Linked DNA regions of Homo sapiens: region 2 is linked to region 1. Evidence: chromatin contacts called from ENCODE Hi-C or POLR2A ChIA-PET data. All regions are on one chromosome and are shown on one strand. The core of a region is the stretch at or near the end of the contact, and the rest is flanking DNA. Distances in the headings are between cores, read along the strand shown. Region 1 holds the start of LINC02988 (long intergenic non-protein coding RNA 2988). Region 2 overlaps OTUD7B (OTU deubiquitinase 7B).

Evidence for each region. Hi-C counts contacts between places; a loop is a spot of excess contacts on that map. ChIA-PET counts read pairs that join two places held with the same protein, here RNA polymerase II (POLR2A). Pooled maps may share reads with other maps.
Region 2: a loop to region 1 is called in a pooled map, with 4 times the contacts of the local background. The contact joins the enhancer-like site here to the promoter of LINC02988 in region 1. A Hi-C loop is called at or near these places in 1 of 37 single-sample maps with no recorded cell type and 8 of 50 pooled maps. POLR2A ChIA-PET finds 5 or more read pairs at or near these places in 11 of 52 experiments (AG04450, CD4-positive, alpha-beta T cell, CD8-positive, alpha-beta memory T cell and 7 more).

The regions. Positions count from the first base shown.
Region 1 is chr1:150,157,336-150,163,732 of GRCh38, forward strand. LINC02988 (long intergenic non-protein coding RNA 2988) reads left to right here and starts at 3,393. Exons shown (of 4, transcript NR_135098.1): 1 at 3,393-3,475. PLEKHO1 (pleckstrin homology domain containing O1) reads left to right here. Exons shown (of 6, transcript NM_016274.6): 5 at 50-151; 6 at 1,484-2,730. The coding sequence ends at 2,188. RefSeq lists enhancers at 1,521-2,022, 3,153-3,462, 5,811-6,000 and silencers at 2,323-2,372, 4,073-4,142, 4,731-4,800.
Region 2 is chr1:149,993,485-149,999,881 of GRCh38, forward strand. All of the region lies in intron 1 of OTUD7B (OTU deubiquitinase 7B), which reads right to left. Among named protein-coding and RNA genes, the nearest start is that of OTUD7B, 14 kb to the right of the region's middle. Within about 2 kb of position 2,552, at least 6 of the 41 ENCODE cell types and tissues checked have a DNase peak (open chromatin) inside an H3K27ac peak, as active enhancers do; they include GM12878, where a contact is called at or near this core.

The DNA of each region.
Region 1 (6,397 bases), core at 2,143-4,642:
GACAGCGAGTCGCTGAAGAGCACTCATGATTCACAGTACATCTCTTCAGGTCACCGTTGAGGAGGACAGCTATCTTGCCCATCCCACTCGAGACAGGGCAAAAATCCAGCACTCCCGCCGCCCCCCAACAAGGGGACACCTAATGGCTGTGGTATGTAAGACTGTAATAAACATTGCCAAAGGGCCAATTCTGTGTCAGTCCATCTCAGACAGAACTGTATGCCACCAGAGGCATTTGCGGGAGGCCTCCTTGATGCCAAGATCAAAGGCGAGGGAAGTCCTTCCACCCAATGCCTCTGCCAGATCTAAATCAAAAGGTTTTATTCAGCGCCCATTAGGAGTTCAAAAGTCCCAGCTCCCAGTAATGTTACCCTCTTTCGGAGAAAATGAGTTATACCCACAGGAAAATGAAAAATTAGCTACTGTATGGTGGCTGTCTTGATGGGTAACAACATGTAGTACCGCGGGTGTTTGGAGGAGAAAGGATCACAATGAACTCCTGAAACATACAACGTGCTAGTTTCTTTCATGCCTCTGAGCTCTTAAGTCTTCAGAGAGAGAGGCAGGCAGGTATAATGCAGAGAACACAGGCTTTGGAGTTAGAACCTGAGTTGGAACCTCACTGTAATCAGCTACCTGTGTGGTTCCCTGAAGTTGCATGTCTCCAACTGTAAAATGAGGCAGTAATCATGCCTGCCTTGAAGGGCTGCTGTGAGGAATGACTAAAACAACATATTTGGTATTGAATACTCATCATTTTTAGTATTCTGGAAATAAGAGAACAAATTTTATTATAAGGCAAGGGGGCTGAAGTGTGGGACTCAGAGGATGCAGATGGAGGAGGACAGTCGTGCCATGGGGAGCATCCTGTGTGCATCAGATGCAGTTTAATTGCTGAGAGTCCACAATACCAAGGAAGAGGGCGCCCCTCAGGAAGCTTATGGTAGAGTGGAGAATACAGGAAACAAGTAACAAACTAAATCACAGAAGAAGAAACATTCAAGTCACTATCAAAGGAATAAGAAACAGCACATTCAGTAGGAGGGTTCAGTCAAGAGCAGAGGGCTTTGCCAGGCAGGGGGGCTCACACCTGTAATCCCAGTACTTTGGGAGGCTGAGACGGTGTATCACTTGAGGTCAGGAGTTTGAGACCAGCCATGGCCAACATGGTGAAACCCTGCCTCTGCTAAAAATACAAAAAAAAAGAGCTGGGCGTGGTGGTGCACGCATGTAATCCCAGCTACTCGGGAGGCTGAGGCAGGAGAATGGCGTGAACCCGGGAGGCGGAGCTTGCAGTGAGCTCAAATCGTGCCACTGCACTCCAGCCTGGGTGACAGAGCAAGACTCTGTCTCTAAAAAAAAGTACTTCTCATTCAAGGAAGGCTTGTAGAGGAAAATGACCACAGCTTGCATCTTTTAGGCAGTCATTCCGAAAATCCCTCCTGATGACAGGTTCCCCACTCATTCCCCCCTTCCTCCACAGGCTTCCACCTCTACCTCGGATGGGATGCTGACCTTGGACTTGATCCAAGAGGAAGACCCTTCCCCTGAGGAACCAACCTCTTGTGCTGAGAGCTTTCGGGTTGACCTGGACAAGTCTGTGGCCCAGCTGGCAGGGAGCCGGCGGAGAGCGGACTCAGACCGCATCCAGCCCTCCGCAGACCGGGCAAGCAGTCTCTCCCGACCTTGGGAAAAAACAGACAAAGGGGCCACCTACACCCCCCAGGCACCCAAGAAGTTGACGCCCACAGAGAAAGGCCGCTGCGCCTCCCTGGAGGAGATCCTATCTCAGCGGGATGCTGCCTCTGCCCGCACCCTCCAGCTGCGGGCTGAGGAACCCCCAACCCCTGCCCTCCCCAACCCGGGGCAGCTGTCCCGGATCCAGGACCTGGTAGCAAGGAAACTGGAGGAGACTCAGGAGCTTCTGGCAGAGGTTCAGGGACTGGGAGATGGGAAGCGAAAGGCCAAGGACCCCCCTCGGTCTCCGCCGGATTCTGAGTCAGAGCAGCTGCTGCTGGAGACGGAACGGCTGCTGGGAGAGGCATCATCGAATTGGAGCCAGGCAAAGAGGGTGCTGCAGGAGGTCAGGGAGCTGAGAGACCTGTACAGACAGATGGACCTGCAGACCCCGGACTCCCACCTCAGACAGACCACCCCGCACAGTCAGTACCGGAAGAGCCTGATGTGAGGGCAGGGTGGGGTCTGGAACTTGTCGGGTTGGACAGACTCTTATCTCCGTGTTGCTGGATAAAGCTTTTTTATTTACCTCAATCAAAAAAAGAAAACAAAAATGAACTCATTGCTCTTGCTGATGCCTGACCCCACTACAACCCTTATTGCCCCACCTACTTTCCATATGCCCCTCGTATGCCCCTCAGGTTTGAGGAAGTGACCCCGCAGCAGTAGCAGGAAGTTTTTACCCAGCCAGAGAGAGAGAAGGCACGGTAAAGACACAGTCTGACCACTCCACACACCGCCCGCCCCCAAGACGGCACAGGGAGTCCACTGCTGCTCCCAAGGATACAGTGGGCTTCTAAGCTTAGAGCGGGAGGGGGATGAGGATGTTTTCTGTTATGTCCCACCCCAGGCCTTCAGTTTGAGGGTGAAGTTTCAGCTGCCCAACTCTAGTTGTAGGGATGTGGAGGCCAGTGTCACCTGTCCGTGCACATGGAAGTGAAATTTATCCCAGCCCTGAGGAGGATTTGTGGAATTAAAATCTCCCCAGCCAGACACTGGCTTCTCATTCCTAGCAGTCTCTCATTGAGATCGAGCTGCCTGGATTTTCTTACATGAGGTGTTTCTTCCCTTCATCTTCCACACCCTTCCCAACCTTGACTCAAAGATCCACCCTTGTCGGGCGCAGTGGCTCACGCCTGTAATCCCAGCACTTTGGGAGGCCAAGGCGGGTGGATCACCTGAGGTCAGAAGTTTGAGACCAGCCTGACCGACATGATGAAACCCAGTCTCTACCGAAAATACAAAAAATTAGCCAGGCATGGTGGTGGGCGCCTGTAATCCCAGCTATGCGGGAGGCTGAGGCAGGAGAATCACTTGAACCTGGGAGGCAGAGGTTGCAGCAAGCCAAGATTGTGCCATTGCACTCCAGCCTGGGCAACAAGAGCGAAACTCCGTCTCAAAAAAAAAAAAAAAATCCAACCTTGAGTGGATGAGACTAGTTTCATTATTTGATTCAGGGCCCTAGCACAGGGGAACTAGAGACAGACCCCACAGAAGAACTGAACTAAGAATGAAACTGGTGTGTGATGCAAGCTGGGTAGGATGAAGGGGAAAACCAAACATCTGTCCAAGTTCCTCTTTCAGCCATGCTGAGGTTTCCTGTAGCCTCCCCCTCTCCTTCCTCAAACCTCTTCCATCACTAAGCAAGTCCCCACTTTAGAAAAGCATCTGGATGCCCACGCCACCACCCTCCCAGCCACCTCTGAAGTTGCCAGGCTTCCCAACATTCTTGTCTGTGGTAGGTCCCACACAACTCACTGTTCACTCTTTCCTTGGAAGTGTGTGAGATGAGGTTTAGTAACGGTGAGGTCCCCAGAAGAGCTATGAAGGGAATAATTTGATTTTGGGAAAGAAGGGGACAGAGTCTCATGAATCAAGTAAATGAGGGGTTAAAAGCCACATTGAAGTGTGCCTTGCTAGCTGCTTGATCCTCCAAGAGCAGCGGGGCTTCACTAGAGGTAAGGGGAGGAGGGGGAGGAAACGGGGCCAAGTTACATGTAGACCTGGCCATGACGCTGCCCCGATGTTATAGGAAGATGGGATAGGAGGAAGCGGGGGAAAAACCTGTGGGAGAAACAGATTCTTCAGTCCGCATTCTTCTGCTCTAACGTCACTCCTACAACCCATGTAAGCAAAATGGGGGCCTCTGTCCCCTTTCCAGAAATCATCTCTTTCCTTCACAGCTCTTCTCTGGACCTTATCACTGCTGTTAAACCATCCCTAGGGCAGAGGAATTCTTGCTCTCTCTAGTCCCTTGCCACTCTGTCATGGAGATTGTCCCCAGCTCTAGACTGTAGTTACCTAGCCTCTTCCTTGAAGAATGTGTATCCCAGTTGAGTGAGGGAAAGTGTGCAAGAGTGCCACCTTCATGTCATTCTATGGTCTCTTGGGGTATGAGGTGAGAACCCAGGCTTCCAGACTTCCTGTCCTTCAAATAGCTGCACTCTCCACAGCCCTAAGCATGGTCAGCAGAGCCATCCATTGTCACAAGTATTGAAGTCTAAGGTAGAATTATGCTTTCTTTTTACAAGTCTCTATCTTTGTATTTTACCAGCATTTTTCCTTTTCTTTTTTTCTTCCTTGTTGCTCCCACATAATGAAAAAAGACAAAAGCACAAATGACATGTGTATCCCAACATGTCAATTATCTGTGGCTCCCAGGGGAGCCAGAAGATGGAGGGAGACACTAGAGAGGAGAATGACAGGTGAAAGAAGCAGAAAAGAAAGATCGGGGACCTCACAACAGTAAGAGAGGAGCTGGGCACTGTGCTCCTGGGCTTCAGGCTCTAAAACCAACAGCTTCCAGTTCTCCAGCAGTTACTGGAACATCCAGGCCCTAGGGTGGTGAAATGAGCCCAGCTTTGAAACCAGATGGATCTGGATTCAAATTCTAACTCTGTTACTTCTTGATTATGAGGCTCTGGGCAAGGCACATGCTTTCCGAGTATCAGTTTTTTTCATCTGCAAGCTGCAGAGCTATTGGATGGGTGAGGACAATATGGAAAATGCCTGTCAGTCAGAAAGTGACCACTGCAGCTACTGTTACTGGTTTGACTCTGGGCAGTGAGCCGCTAGCTCAGTTGGAAGGAGCACTGTGTGAATGAGGCCACCGGGGTGGGGTCACTGTCACTTAGCTAGATCCAGGCCACAGGCTGTGCTGGACCTCTCTCTTCAGAGGAGAGAGCCAGAAGGGATGAAAGCATGGTCCCTGGTCTTCAAGAACTTTAGAGCTTAGCATGGAACCAGGCTTCCCACTAGAAAAATCGCTTAAGGTGCACCCTTGTGGTAGGCTGCTGGCATGAGTTCTGTTGAAGCATTTGTATTGAACCTGGGCACTGTGACAGGAGGATGGGAAGGTGCTTACGTTCATTTCCCTTCCTCCCAGTGCTTCTCCTCCCTCACTTCATCATTTTAGCCCCTCTGCCTGCAATATTTCCCTTCCGTGCCCCCGGTAACTGTGATGCGTGGCAAATGGGCTGGCTCAGTAGCTGTGTGGGGCAACTTTCTCAGCACACAGCTGCCCCCAGACACTTTCAGGGTGCACTTATTCTCCCTCCCTTTCCACTCCCAACCGCTCTGCTCCCTTCTTTTCTTACACAGATGAAGCAAAGGGAAGTGCCCTCCGGAGGCCCTAGGATGGGGAGACGGGGTAAGGGGTGGAACCCAGGACACAGAGTTGAGAGGGGGTGAGGGGTAGAGGCAGGTAAAGAACGAAATCTTAATTCTCATTTCAGTGACACTTTCCTCAACTTTTCCTGTCCTTCCCCATCAGGTTGTTAGCCAGGGGCCTGAGGAGGGATAAAGGAACTGCAGTCCCGGCTCCCTCCATTAGGAAGAATGTCTGGGGTGTTGGCCTGGAACGCTGATGAGTTGATTTCCTTCTATCTCCACAGCATAGGTTTACCAGGGAGAAAAGAAAGGTGCAAATTTCTCTAACTCCTGCCCTGGTCCTCACATACTATGCGGTTCTGAGCCTAGAGCTCTGTCCCTGGGGAAACAGCTCTCGCCTCCTTCCCCAGCCGCTCTCCCAACCCCTCTGCCAGTAATAAATTTGCCTCATTCTCCCAGGAAATGAGTCTCTAAGAATCTCTCTTCTATCTAAACCTCACAGGCAAGCAGTCCCAGCCCACTTCTGCAACCCTCAAGCTCAGCTACTGCCCCCACCCCCCACTTCGTCACTCCCTTCTCTACGCTGGGTTCCTTTCTCTTTCTGCTTTCTTACTACCTCCCTGTCTCCCAACAGGAGCAGCCAATCCCCAGCCTGCTCTAGAGCCACGCCATATATGGAGAGGTTGGAAAGAAACCCGAGTAAATGCAGGAGCGAACACACACACACACTCATACTCATGCACATACTCATGCACACACAGCAGAGTTTGACCGCCTTTCTGCATGTGACCCTGTGTCTATTTGTCTCTGTGTGACACAAGTCCCACCCACAGAATGAGGAGGCTGTTTGCTATTCCCCACCTTTAGTCGTGCCCCAGGAGACCATCACTCCAACCCGTTGCCTCTGACCTAGATTCCTTGCACTAATTACAAGCCTAACAAGAGCTAACAAACACCCCACTTAGAACAGCTGAGACCCTCGAGGTCAATTAGTGCAGCCCAGCTCTGCTCAGGAAATGAGAGATAGAGCCAGAAAGTCTTGTACATGGCC
Region 2 (6,397 bases), core at 1,302-3,801, 160 kb before region 1:
TTATTAAGTGCCAGACCAGAGACAGAAAAAGATGAAGAGGAAATTTTAAAAGGTGAGAGGCTTTTTCAATTTACTAAACAAATTTATTAAACAATTTACTCCTTTGGATTATTAAAGTCATGTGTTCCTCTCCAAGAATGTCAATCATCAGAAATTGACTGTAAAGGTTTTTTTATGATAATATCTAACCAAATATTTTGGTCAAAGGCACTGTTTCCTTAATCTTACTAATCTGGGAAAACAAGCAGATACTGATCTACATCGATACATTTTAAAATATCTATTATATAATATCTGTATTATAGGAATGTGGTTGATCTTACCAAAACTGGGATGAGTTGCTTCCTGTGCAGACAGATGCTTCCAATAGAATGTACTCTAAGCCTCTAGGGTCAAACATGTAAATCCTGTTTAAACTTTCTTGCCCCATACTGAGTGGGTACAAGTAGTATGGGCAATGCTTCACAATGACCACAATTACATAGGCCAAGTTTTCAGTGAAGGTTTCTGTTTTTCCTTCTCCTTTCCACAAAAACTACAAAAGGTATCAATTAGTACACAAGCCATCTGGTAAACATCCATTGTGTTCTGAGCCTTCTTGAAATTAATCCAAGAAACCAACCCTTCTAAGAGTGAGTCCTATCCCATTATTATTTTTAACACTATTATTGGTAGTGGTGGTGGTGATAACAAGTGCTAACTTTGCAGTTCATAAAATACTTTCAAATGTATTATTACCTCATTCACTGAAAAAAATGAAGAGGGGATAAAAGGAAATATCATAGGCAATTATCTCAAACATCAAAAACAAAACCCAGCCGGGCGCAGTGGCTCACGCCTATAATCCCAGCACTTTGGGAGGCTGAGGTGGGCGGATCACGAGGTCAAGAGATCGAGACCATCCTGGCCAACATGTTGAAACCCCGTCTCTACTAAAAATACAAAAATTAGGTAGGTGTGGTGGCATGCGCCTGTAAACCCAGCTACTTGGGAGGCTGAGGCAGGAGAATCGCTTGAACCTGGGAGGCGGAGGTCAGGTTGCAGTGAGCTGAGATCACACCACTGCACTCCAGCCTGGTGACAGAGCAAGACTCCATCTCAAAAAAAAAAAAAAAAAAAAAACCCAATTTTTTGTTTTTTTAAGAGACAAGAGTCTTGCTCTATTAACCAGGCTGGAGCGCAGTGGCACGATCATAGCTCACTGTAACCTCAAACTCCTGGGCTCAGGCAGTCCTCTTGCCTTAGCCTCCTGAGTAGCTAGGACTACCGGCGAATGCCACCATGCCTGGCTAATCAAACCCAATTTAACTGGAATTGAAGAGCAAGCATTTTCAATTCAAGAAGTTATTTCTATCAAAAAAGCATTGGACTGACTCTAGCAATGCAAACATCACAGAAAAAATTTCCCTGTAAATTATCCCCTTAAATGCTAGGTCTAATTGATTCAGTGTATAAATGTTAAGATTACAGTCTCAGCAAGAATTTGACACTATAAATCTTTGTTTACCTCAATCTTTTTCCCAAATGCTTTACCCACAGTTAAATACTTAATAAATATTCTTCTACAGAAGGAATACTAACAATAAAGAAGCTGCTCTAGAAAGACAAACTGACAACATTTAGCATTCAAGGACCTTTTGAAGATTTAACGTTTATTGTGCACCTAATCCAAGTACCATGCATTACTTGTGGGTTAGATACATCCACATAAATCATCTCGCTAACCTCATCAACTATGCCCAGATACTCCTGGATCCCCAATACTAAATTGATTAGCTTTCCAATACCAGACAGTTCTAATACTGGCAACCTTGGCCGGGCGCAGTGGCTCATGCCTGTAATCCCAGCACTTTGGAAGGCTGAGCAGGTGGATCACTTGAGGTCAGGAGTTAGAGACTAGCCTGGCCAACATGGGGAAACCCTGTCTCTACTAAAAATACAAAAATTAGCCAGGCATGGTAGTGCGTGCCTGTAATCCCAACTACTAGGAAGGCTGAGCCAGGGGAATCGCTTGAACCTGGGAGGCAGGGGTTGCAGTGAGCCAAGATCGTGCCACTGCACTCCAGCCTGGGTGACAAAGCAAACCTCCACCTCAAAAAAACAAAACAAAACAAAAAAAAACACTGGCAACCTTGATCCCACCTAATTAATCCTTAGAACTTAACTGGAACTCAATTCCTACTGGAACTCAGCTACTCGCTCTAAGTCTTCAGCATTTTTTTTATGCTTTCTACGAGATAATGCTCAAAATAAATCCTTGCACCTGTTCTGAAGATGCTAACTCCAGAGTAAAGACCACACATCCCAGGTATGGCACACGGTAATAGTGGCCGTAATCTAAAACAAGTCCTCTCTTAGATAGCACAAGCTAAAGAATAAACCTAGAATGCTAACAAAACTGAATTTCAGCTGGGCAAAAGACATTGGATCTTGGTATTGTTTCCAACCTCAAAACTCTTTTCTAGTCCTCTGAATACAGAAAGCTTTTTCTATTTGAATGAATTGAGCAGGCAAGTTTGACTCAAGAGTCCCTACCTGCATACTCATCAGAGAGAACTGAGGGAAAACAAAAAAAATTCCAACTCGCATGACCACATTACAATGTTAACAACACATTACTCACCATTGTGCTACAAGAAAGAACCTGCAAGCAGGCACGAACTTTCAGGAAGCCAAAAAGAAACAAGCAAACAACATTCTCCTAGTTCTCAAAGCACAAACTCATTCAAATGCCAAAGCAGGTCACACTGTCCAGTTTATACCCAGGTACAAGTGAGTGGAGAGGGAGAAGGGAGAGGCAAGGGGAAGAGAGGAAAAGCATTATTGTGCAAGTATGCTTTTCAGCACCAAGACACATTTCTTTCTTGGATTCATCAAGACCATTTTTAACAACAACAACAAAAAAAACTGGGGTTCCACCTATTTTTATGCCTTTATATATTCACAGAGAACATCCAATATATGTAAACAGTGGCATAATGTAACAATGGTTGCAGACATTCCTTTTGGAATCCGTTAGAGCTATATCTAAATCCTACCTGTTACTTTCTTGATTTGTGACCTTGGGTAAATTATTTAACGTCTCTATTGCTTAGCAGATACTTCATCTGACATTCACTATAGCATCCTCAGGACCTTAAACAGTGCCTAAATCACACTAATACATACTTTGAATGAATTAATCTGTAAGGTTGCATAACAGTATCTATTTTATGGCATTGCTATGAGTATAAATGAGGTGTTATATAAAATGTTTAGTATAACTCAGGCTAGGATCTTGCTACTAAAGAGTAAAGTTTTCTTCCCTTTATTCTCCAGCCAGGTCAGAAGTTATGACAGACGAGCTGTGGCCACGAATAAGATAGGATAAGCATGGAAGAAGCCAAGCATTAGAAGATGTTTATTACTATCATCATGGGCCATACCTAGGATGACTGGTGCTTATTCTGGAGTTAGAAGCTTAATAACAGGCACAAGGATTTCTTGTGAGCATTACCTAGCAGAAAACATTTAAAAATGCTTAAAACTGTGACAGCAAGGAGCTGAGTTCCAGGAAGCAGCTGAGTTCCTAGTCAAAAAATCCGAGAATATTTAGTCTTGGCAGACGAAATTAAATAACAGTGCCAGTCCCTTACGGTAGGTGCATAACAAGTGTTAGCTGATTCAGAAAATTGTATTTTCAATCCTCAAGTATCTGTTATCACATAGATAAAAGTCTGGCAAAAGAAGAAAACAAGAAAAGGGGTAGGAACGAGTCACATCTTAAATATGCCTGACTATGTATTTTAAAAGCAAATACAAAAGATCTAAGGCTATTCAACGCTGTAAAAAATCTCCTATTAGCAAAAATACTCAATTGATTTATAGTATTTACTCTCCCTTTCAGGTAATAAGATCTATGTCAGTAAATTGTTTTTAACTGCTGACAGGGTAAATAAGTCTCAAAGATTTGGGTCTAAAGCTCTCTTCCTTTTACTAAAAAAAAGACTAATGGGCCTTTGAGGCTACTTCACCCACAGCTTTCAACTCAAGCAAGCCTACCTTCTTGCAGGGAGAGTGGGGGGACACTAATTGTATCTTCAAATTGGGAGTCAGAGAGACTATGCACTTAAATCCAAAATCTAAAGAAATCTTTCCCCTTGAATATGACGAATTGAATCTCAGAAGATAGCTCTAAGAAACCCAGGCCACTATTGCATTAAGAGCCTGATAGACTAAGTACACACATTTTGTGTCTAAATATAAGGAAAACCCATACGGAACTGAAACAGCTTGTGGTTAAACCTCACCATAATGTGGTCTTCAACTTCCCATTTTGTTTTCCAGGCATTGTTCTGTTTTTAACCACTTGACCCATCTCTTCTCAAGCAATGTGATCTAGTAGAAAGAGCACTAAACAACAATCAAAAGAACGGACGATACACACCAAGTCCTACTACTTACTAGGCATGCAAACATAAACCAGTTACTTAAACCCTGAATTCAGTATCCACTGAGAATGCTGAGCCAGACTCAGTACCTTTCAAAGCTGTCTACCAAGGTACCCCACTTCGGAGAGGCATCAGAAACCCACCAAACCCAGCTCTCCTTATTGCTATTACCCAGACTGAAAATGTGTGATCATTCTTACCTAACCTTTTTCACGATAATCAGTTACCAAATTCCCCTTATCTCTCTTCAAATTACTCAAATCTCTCCCCCTTTCTGCATTACCATTACCCTTGTAGACAGTCTTTTTCCTGGACTATTATAACAGTCCTCTAACTGGTATCCTTTCCTCTATTTTATACCACAAGGCTGAATCAGTTTTCCTAAAATACTAATTCATACAATACAATTCCCTACTCAGAGATTTTTCAGTATAAGTATAAAAACCAAATTCCTTTGGCTGAGATTTAAGTCTCACTCCAATTTATCTAACTCTCTAACTTTACTAACTTTACTGATCTTATTGCCCTCCTAGGTAAAACACTGTGCTACAAACTACTTTTCCTGCCCCCAAAACAAGGTGAGCTCAGCTCACTGGTTCTCCACCTTGAATGTTTCCCCGCTATATTTCTCTCTTCTCTAAGGTCTAGATTACCATAAAGGTAAAACTTTTCCCTATCTATTCCCTTTAAACTTCTATATAGCTATGTAACTGTACTCCTCACTTGGTACTTAGTACCTTGGACTTGTATTACTATTTATCTATTTATGCAAATATTCAGTGTTCACAAATAATTAGTGAGTTCTTAATGACTTTGACTGTTTCTATAATATACTGGAAGCCTAACTTTTCAGAGAACAGATATCCAATAAACTGTTGACAGTAACTACTACCTTAGACAAGTCATTTAAATTTTCTGGGTCTCATTTTCCTCACCTAGAAAATGACAATATGTAAATCTCTTTTCAGTTCTAAAATGCTATATGATATTAGATATACTGCTACATAGCCTGTATTTGTTTCTCACATTTTTTTTCTTTATATGCATTTATCTGTATGTAACCATGTCCTATGTAACCCAGAATATAAATTCCCAAGGGGCCAGTTCTCCTCCTGCTTATTTATTTACTGGGTAACTCCTCCTTGGCATCTCCTTAGTGCATTGTCCCCAGATTCCAGTGCACAGCCAAGTGTTCGGTGGAAAGGAATTTGTAGTTTCAATCAAGCAGCAAACATCAAGGGAAATTTGCACAGATGATTTAAATCTCAATTTTCATAATGAACTAGTATATTATACAAAATTACAAAGATGTGAGAAAGAAGGAACTTAAAGTTGTTAAAATGACAGGACACCTTGTGCCAAATAGCCAGGAATTTATTTTAGGCAAGCAAAGAAGCTAGGACACAGAAACTCTTAAGTCTAACTCTCAAATTCTATTTTCAGAGTTCTAAGAAGGGGTATGGAAAGTCTCTATTCATGTCAGTAAACAACAGGGACCAAGTATTGTTCATGTCAGAGAATCCTGTCCCTTAGAACTGATAGAAATTTTCAGGAAATTGATGGTTTCATACTTAGCCAGGTGAGCTACCAGTTCAAGGGAGGCAAAAGCAGATGCTCACAATGGAACACATAAGAGGAGATAAGTTTCTAAAATATATTTTTGTTGGAGCTAGGCATGGTGGCACACACCTATAGTCCCAGCTACTCACAAGGCTGAGGTAGGAGGATGGCTTGAGCCCAGGAGTTCAAGACCAGCCTGGGCAACATAGTGAGACCCTGTCCCTAATAAATAAATAAACAAACTACATTTTTGTTAGTTAGCATCATTGTATTTTCCCACTGTCGTGTCTTAATTCTTCACATGCGACTACCTTCATGTAAATATCAATATTAATTAACACTAAAGCCTCAGAGGAATTCGCTCTTCCTTTTCTTTTGATGTTAGCTGTTAATGATTCAAAAGGCAC